2 separate regions of the Homo sapiens genome follow, and region 1 is linked to region 2. Evidence: chromatin contacts called from ENCODE Hi-C data. All regions are on one chromosome and are shown on one strand. Each heading gives the region's core, a stretch centred on a gene start or an enhancer-like site at or near the end of the contact. The rest is flanking DNA. Distances are from core to core; before and after follow the strand shown. Region 1 holds the start of FOXCUT (FOXC1 upstream transcript). Region 2 overlaps LOC102723944 (a long non-coding RNA gene).

What was found. Hi-C counts contacts between places; a loop is a spot of excess contacts on that map. Pooled maps may share reads with other maps.
Region 1: a loop to region 2 is called in a pooled map, with 2.2 times the contacts of the local background. The contact joins the promoter of FOXCUT here to the enhancer-like site in region 2. A Hi-C loop is called at or near these places in 1 of 50 pooled maps.

The regions. Positions count from the first base shown.
Region 1 is chr6:1,603,949-1,607,666 of GRCh38, reverse strand. FOXCUT (FOXC1 upstream transcript) reads right to left here and starts at 2,136. Exons shown (of 2, transcript NR_125804.1): 1 at 1,868-2,136; 2 at 309-1,651. RefSeq lists enhancers at 1-217, 575-1,075, 1,076-1,576 and silencers at 2,878-2,947, 2,998-3,417.
Region 2 is chr6:1,479,186-1,482,823 of GRCh38, reverse strand. All of the region lies in intron 3 of LOC102723944 (a long non-coding RNA gene), which reads left to right. Among named protein-coding and RNA genes, the nearest start is that of MIR6720, 91 kb to the right of the region's middle. Within about 2 kb of position 1,368, at least 6 of the 41 ENCODE cell types and tissues checked have a DNase peak (open chromatin) inside an H3K27ac peak, as active enhancers do.

The DNA.
Region 1 (3,718 bases), core at 887-3,386, 120 kb before region 2:
CTTGTTATGTAAATTGCAAATCGACCTGCAGCGGTGTTCTCAGCTCTCCGTTTTGGGTATAAAAGTCGCCGTTGTGAAATTAGTGTCTGGCGTGCGAGAAAAAATGGAGGGACGTAGTTTTATCAAGATCAACTTTCCACTGGTTTAGCTCTGGATATTCGCCAGGAAAAGATATTTGCATTTGTGTTTTATAAACTTACTCGGAAGCAAGCCTCCAGTAAGCGGCTTGATTGTATTTCAAGCACTTTTCTTATTTCATTTTTGTTGTTAGTGGTGTTATTTGAACATTAAGACGCAGGCATGAAGTCTTTTGGGGAACAGGTTAAAGCTTTTATTTTCAGGTTACAGTTTTTGATGCCCCTTTCTGCTACTCCACGGGGTACTTCAATCATCCGCTTCCGCACATCTCTTGACTCATTTGGCAGAAGAGCCCCCACGGGAACCCTTCGGCTTCTTTTCTGACACCTCACGTACTTGCAGCCTGAAGGCCCCGCAGGCGACAGCGGTAATGGATGTTTGGTGGAACCCTCCCTGGGCCCACACTCCGCCCCTCCCCAGCAGGCCGGGCAACAATTCCCAGGGCCCACCGAGGGGTGCTTAGCTCGGAGGAGGGGGAGTGACGTCACAGCGATGTTCAAAACAAGGCCTCCCCTGGCCCCACCATAGAAAAGCACCAGGAAGGGGAATGTGGCGAGCACTCCAGGAAATGCTCGGATTGGGGACCAGGTGACACTGTAGGAATGTGTGTGCTGGGGGATGGGATGGTGTCCTAAATATGGGTCACCAGGAGCCAGAAGGAGCTCTCTTTTTTCTTTTTCTTTTTCAAGTAAAGCAGAGGAGGTGGAGATTGGGATGGGGGCAGTCCGGAAAAATCACTCCCTAGGGGTGTGAGCTTAGCTCGTGTTGTGCGGATTGTCCCCGTCACAGCCCAATCACCTCTGTGGTGTGCCTAGACGCCCTCTCCCTTACCTCCCCGCTTTCTGGCTTCTCCATCCTCTGGGCTCTGGGTTCAGCCCTGAAAGCCGAACTGTGGGCTGCAGTGGGGAGGCGAGGGCAGGTAGAAACCAGCTTCAGGGGGGGCTCCACCTGGCCCAGGAGCTGGGGGACAACAGAAAAGGCAGGCTTAGGGCATGAGGGAAGGCGCTTCTCCTGCTGCACTGGGGCAGTGATTCCTGGGGGCTCTGCACACACAGGAGGGAGGCTGCAAGTCCACAGCTGCTTTAGCATCTTTCCCTTTGCTGGGGCAGACAGAGTGGAAGATTAAGGCAATTAACCCCAGAGGGCCACTAGAAAACTGTCCACTAGGCTGCCATCACAGACCACTGGAGCAAGGTCCGCTTGGGGATGTCTTTGAGCTTTTTAGATTACTTAGATAATTGTCTTAGTTCTCCATTCGGCCTCCTTTGCTTAGACCAGAATCCCAGGGGTAGGGGAGGATATCCTTGCATCAATGCCCGGCATTCGTTTTCAAACCACCAGGCCGGCAGGCAACGTTAGTCATCGGTGCGACTTTTCAGCGGAGGAAGGAGTGGGGACCGAACATCTGGGTGGCCGCGACCTTGGGCAGATACTCCTTAGCTGGGGGATTTTCAAGTAGAGGATTTGTCAGCACAGTCCCTCCAATTCAGCCCCGTCCTTAGTAGAAAAATTTCTACAATAAACGAAAAGAGCGTTTGGTTTTCGATTGTTTTAAAGACAAAGTGATCCATATTGCCTGTCTACATGGTTGGATTAATCCGATAGTTGCCCTCCTGGGGGCAGACCTCCACGGGAAGTTTGTGTGATGGGATAATTTAATGTCATCTAAGTCCCCTGGAGGGGCGGTTCCCCTAACTACTCACCCAGGAGAAAGCCAGCCAACACCTACCTGATCGTTCCCGCCTCGGGATGGCCCACCTATCGCCCCTTGGCAGGAAAGCCCCCGCCTCGAAGGGCGTTTCGGGGGCTCAGAGCCGAGCTAAGCTGCAAGAGGGGGCCATGGGGAATGCGGGAAGTGAATCTTTAACTTTGGTGCCCGGCTTCAAAAGACTCAGGGCTTCTTGTGTTCAGGCAGAGGTAAATGGAGATTCAAACTGTCGTCTTGCATTAACAATCCGGAATAAAAATAAAATTCGTAAAGGGATAGATGATCGGAAAGAACAAATGGTGCATGTGTGCGCGAACGAGCCCCAGTTTCTCTCCATCCAGGTCCCCAGCGGACTCAGAGCGGCCGCCGCACTCCACGGCCTGGGAGGACAGAGGCCCCGCAGCCTCCCAACCTCGGCTCATGTGGGGGGCGCGCCGCGCAGGGTGGGCGAGTCCCCAGGCCCCAGAGTCTGCCGGAGCCAGGGTGCGCGGTGCGGCGGGAGCCGGCCGTCGGAGGACTGCAGGGCGAAAGCGCCTTCCTGGGGCTGGAGCAGAAGGCGTGTGCCCCTGCACGGACGCGCCTTGGCTGTGGGTGTGGGAAGAAAGGCTTTGCCCCGTGAGACAGACCCACAGACAGCCCCGGAGCCGCCGGCGGGGTGAGGTGGGCTGCAACCTTGCAGGTGGCTGGCTGTTCCCAGGTCTCCGGCCCGGCGCCGCAGCGGACCCAGGCGCCGGGGCCGCAGCCAGCCTTCCTTCCGAGTGCTCCCTTCGCGGAACCCTGCGCCCTGGGACCTTCCTTCCGACGTCCCTCACCCCGGCCGGGGAGTGGCACCAACGCGGACGCACCGCCGGGCCTCCTGCGGGTAAGGCGCGGTCGGCCCCCAGCTCTGAGCCTTCTGGGCAGGAGCCCCGGGGGCCTGGGCCGGGGCCGGTGTTTGCACCTCTCAGGACAGGGACAAGGCCGACACCCGGCTCGGTGCAGCCGGCCTCCCCCGAGGACCTGAGGGCCGACGCCTCCGGGAACCGCTGGTCCTCGCGAGTGGGTCGGCGCCTGGCAGCGCGCGCCGGTGACCTGGTGGTCCGTCTGCTCCCAGGCCGCCCCTCACAGGCTTCCCGCCGCTTCCCCGCGAGCGTCAGCAGAAAAAGGGACGATGTGGAAGCCCGGAGGCCCCTTGGCCGACCCAGGCTGGGGCTCTCAGGCTGGGGGCACCTCACCCCGGCAGGTCCCGCGCCTCGGGAACCCGGGGCCAGGCAGCCGTCCTGGGCGCCCGCACCGCGCACTGCGCGTGCTACGAGCGCCCCCTGCCGTCGGAGGCGTTGTCTCCGCGGCGCCTCTGCCCGCGCCGGGCTCCAAGGGCCGGCTCCGCCTGTCCCCGCACAGCGTCCCCTGGGAACCGGGTCTCCAGAGAAGGAGGCCTGGGGAAGACCGCGCCGCCCGCGTGGGACCCCGCAGGGCCTGGCACCTGGTTTTCTAGGCTGCAACTCTCATCCCTCAGGGTCCGGGCGGGAACAGCCCCATCGGGGAGACCCTCTCAGACTTCCAGGCACAGACCACGGACGCTTTTGTTCCTGGAGTGGAGGGAGGTGACCCGAGACTGGGGCTTTCAGCCACCGCTACGCATTCCTTCCAGGCGGCCCTTTTAATTGACGTACACGTTACAGAAAAAGCAAGGCCGCTCCATCCAGTGAATTACATTGTGGGAGATGCCAAGGAATGTATTTACTGGCAGCCAGGTTTGCCAATAAAAGTTGCAAATAAAGACTGCTGGTTTCCAGGAAAATGTACTTCTGTTTTTTAAACACTCCTTAGTCTTAATTACCAAAAACTGAGCCTCCAAAGAACCGGTTTCGAGAACAGGACCAGTGAGTGGCG
Region 2 (3,638 bases), core at 119-2,618:
TGTGTGTTAAGTGCCATACTGTAAGATGTGGGAACACAGTAAATGCTCAAAAAATAGTAATTGGCTGATTGTATAGGTGCCTCCTCACGGTAAGAATAGCACAAAACAGGAAGGTGACATTGGCGACATTGAGAGTTAAACTTCACAGTTTTTTCAAGAGTTTTGTGTCGAGTCCAGTGATGTTAAGGCCAACTCTACCAGTCATGATGAAATCTTTCACTGGAGCACAGGCTCAAACCAGTGCTTTTAGTCCAATTTATTAGAATAAAAATAGGTTAAAACAAAATCTCACTTCTCCTTTTGTAAAAACATCTGCTTCCCATGTCAGACAGCTACAGGTCATTCTGTTTCAGCCAGCATCAAGTTCTGTCACTTCCATCTACTAGACAGCCCTCAAATCTGTCTGTTCCTCTACCTGCATTCCTCATCCTCTTACCTCCGACCTTCCTCACTCATCGTCCAGCCTCCAGACATGCTTCTCTTCCACAGCACAACCAGTGTCATTTTTCTAAAATGCTCATCCTACATGACACTCTTATGCCCAGAGGATGAAGTCTCAATTGCTTAGGAGAGTGCCCAAAGGCTTTTGGGATTTAGCCCTGCCTACGTCTCTGGCCGCTTCCACCTCTGCTCTCCACTTGAATTCTTTACCCCAGGCATGCATGTTTACTTATAGTGTTTGAAATTTTCCTTGAATGTGCTTTTCTGTTTTAAGTCTCTGTACCTTTGCACGTACTGTCCCATGGGCCTGGAATACCCCTCCCCAACTTCTAACATCCACCTGATGAAAACTCCTATTAATGCACACATCAGCTTTTCAAGGCCTTGTCGCACACCAATCCATGCAATTGCGTAAAATGATTTAAAGATAACATTTCTGAGCAGTTTCAGGCTGCAGTAATATTTAATGGTATATCACACAGAGTCACAGACATTGTTGGGTCCTGCACAAAAGCTGGTCCTCCTTTCAATCCTTGCTAAAGGACTTTGATTTGGCTCAGCTTCTCACATTCTCTGTGCTCACCAGGGGCTCAGAAGATGGGTGAGTGGGACCATGTTAGGAGTGATGGGAGCATGTGACTTTTCTCAGAGTGGCCAGAAGATTAGCATCAGGTCAGGGAATGCAGAGGGAGGCTGGGAAGGTAGGCTGCTGTGATGTTTCCAAAGCTCTTCTGTATCAAAGAATTTGGGTGGTTTTTCTATAAAGCCACTCCTCAGCACTCTCATGCCCTAGCCATGTGGATAGACCCCTGTGGCTGTGTTTGTACCAGGCTGTGACCCTTCTGATTAAGGTCACATAGCTGAGCAGTGCTCCATAGCTCCAGGGCTGGACTATGCCAGTATGATTACTCTCCTAAGAATTTGGAATTGAAACTGGAGTCACTAAGTCTTAGTCAGAGCTTGAACTGGGAGGACACAAATTTTGGGAACTGAGTAGAAGCTGTCTTTTGCCCTCTGCATTGAGAAGCACAGAAAAATGGCCCAGAGAGAGACAGACAGACACACAGAGAGAGTCAGAGACAAACTGAGACACGATTAGGGACTGAATTTTGTTTCACTCAAATTCGCATGTAGAAGTCTTAATCTCCAATGTGTCTGTATGTGGAGATAGGGTCTTTAAAGAGATAATTAAAGTTGAACCCAGTCATAAGGGTGGGGCCTTGACCTAACAGAGCTGTGTGTCTAAAGGAAGAGAGATACTGGCCGGGTGAGGTGGCTCACTCCTGTAATCCCAGGATTTTGGGAGGCTGAGGCAGGAGGATTGCTTGAGTCCAGAAGTTTGAGACCAGCCTGGGCAATGTGGTGAAATCCCATCTCTACAAAAAAATAGAAAAAAATCAGCTGGGTGTGGTGGTGCATGCCTGTGGTCCCAGCTACTTGGGAGGCTGAGGTGGGAGGATCACCTGGGCCCAGGAGGCAGAGGTTGCAGTGAGCTGAGATTGCACCATGGCACTTCAGCCTGGGTGACAGAGTGAGACCCTGTCTCAAAAAAAAAAAAAAAAAAAAAAAAAAAAGAAGGGACATACCAGAGATATACCAGAGATGGACATGGCATATGAGGACACAGCAAGGAGGTGGCCATCTGTAAGCCAAGGAGGGAGGCCTCAGAGAATTCACCCCTGCCCACACCTTGATCTTGGACTTCCAGCCTCCAGGACTATGAAAAAATATAAGCCCCCTAGCCTGTGGTATTTTGCTATGGCCGCCCTGGCAAACTAGTACAGACACAGAGAGAGAGAGACTGGGCCACAGAGAAATAAAGAGAAGCAGGGACAAAAACTATGGGATGCCAGAGATTGGTGTGGGAGAGCTGACTGCCCTGGTTGTAGAGGATTTCCATTTCCTGCTTCTCATCCCTTATGGGGCGTGACTATACTTCTTGTCCTTGGGTTCTGCGGGGCTCCCTCTGTATCCTTGTGGTAGCCCATATTTTTCTGAAGCTACTTCTAATGAGTTCCTGTTACATCCAAGACAAAGGCAGAGGCACATGTAGGAGGTAATGATTCCAGCTTTCAGCAGGCTGAGTTTGCAGTACCAGGTGGAGCTGCCCAGTAAGCAGCTCAGGACCGACCTCAAGGCAGAAGAAAGAGCCTACCAGAACCTCCCTGGGACCCAGCCCCATGAAGAAAAGGGCCATTCTATCCCAACCCTAGCCCTAGAACACAGTAGGCGTTCAATAGTCATTTATTAAATGAATGAGTGAAGATGGATTTGCTACATAGTAATAGACATTGCTTTTCGCAGTTGAAGGTTTTGTGAGACCTCAGTGATTCCTGTTTGGAGCAGCAGCTCTCTTGTTAAAGCACCGATAAGGGAGGAACAGAAGGCACAAGGGATTGGGCTTATCATGTACAGACTTCAGAAAAGTCCCTGAAAGATTCTTTTTTTATTTTCTTGCAAATTCCTTTCACAAAATCCCCAACATTAGCTAATTTTCTTCTGTTTTTTGTTTTTTTTTTTTGTCTTTCCTAAAAATGGAACAGGATAACCAGTTGTAGTTCAAAGTCTCTTTTAAGCATTTGATCCTTGAACTTCAATAAACATACACTCTGAACTATTGGAATTTATATTTTTTTTAAGAATTAACATTGGTTAATGACAACCTCAGCTCAGAAATGAAGCTCATTTGAATTGCTTTTTTTTAGGCTGCTTAATGAATTTCTGAGACTTACCTGCTTTCCAGGTATTTTTTCTTTGAGCCTAAAGGCCTAAAATGCAACTTAAAAAACAAATTAGGAGGCATGGACTTACCAATAAGTTTAGTTGGGTGCAGAGGTTTGGGATGACTTTATAGACCTCCAACTACACCGAGAGAAAAGCTGAGGAAGACTAAAGAGACCAAATTCCAGAAGTAACTGATTTGGAAAAGACTCAATGAAAGATTGAGGGCCCTAGTGGTTGTTCTGGGGCTTAAGAAACATAAGTGCTTTTGGCCACTTTACTTGCTTTGAAAACCACACAAAATAGTTTTTCCATTTTACTTAGGGTTTGGAACCTCTGTGTTCAAAATAACTTCAAACAGATGTGTTTGATGTCAAACATTCTCCCAAAAGACCACGCCTGCTCCTTTGCAGGGGAAAGTGACACGTAACTCCTGGAAAACAGTCTTTTATGTGATAGTGCCATTTATCTTCTTT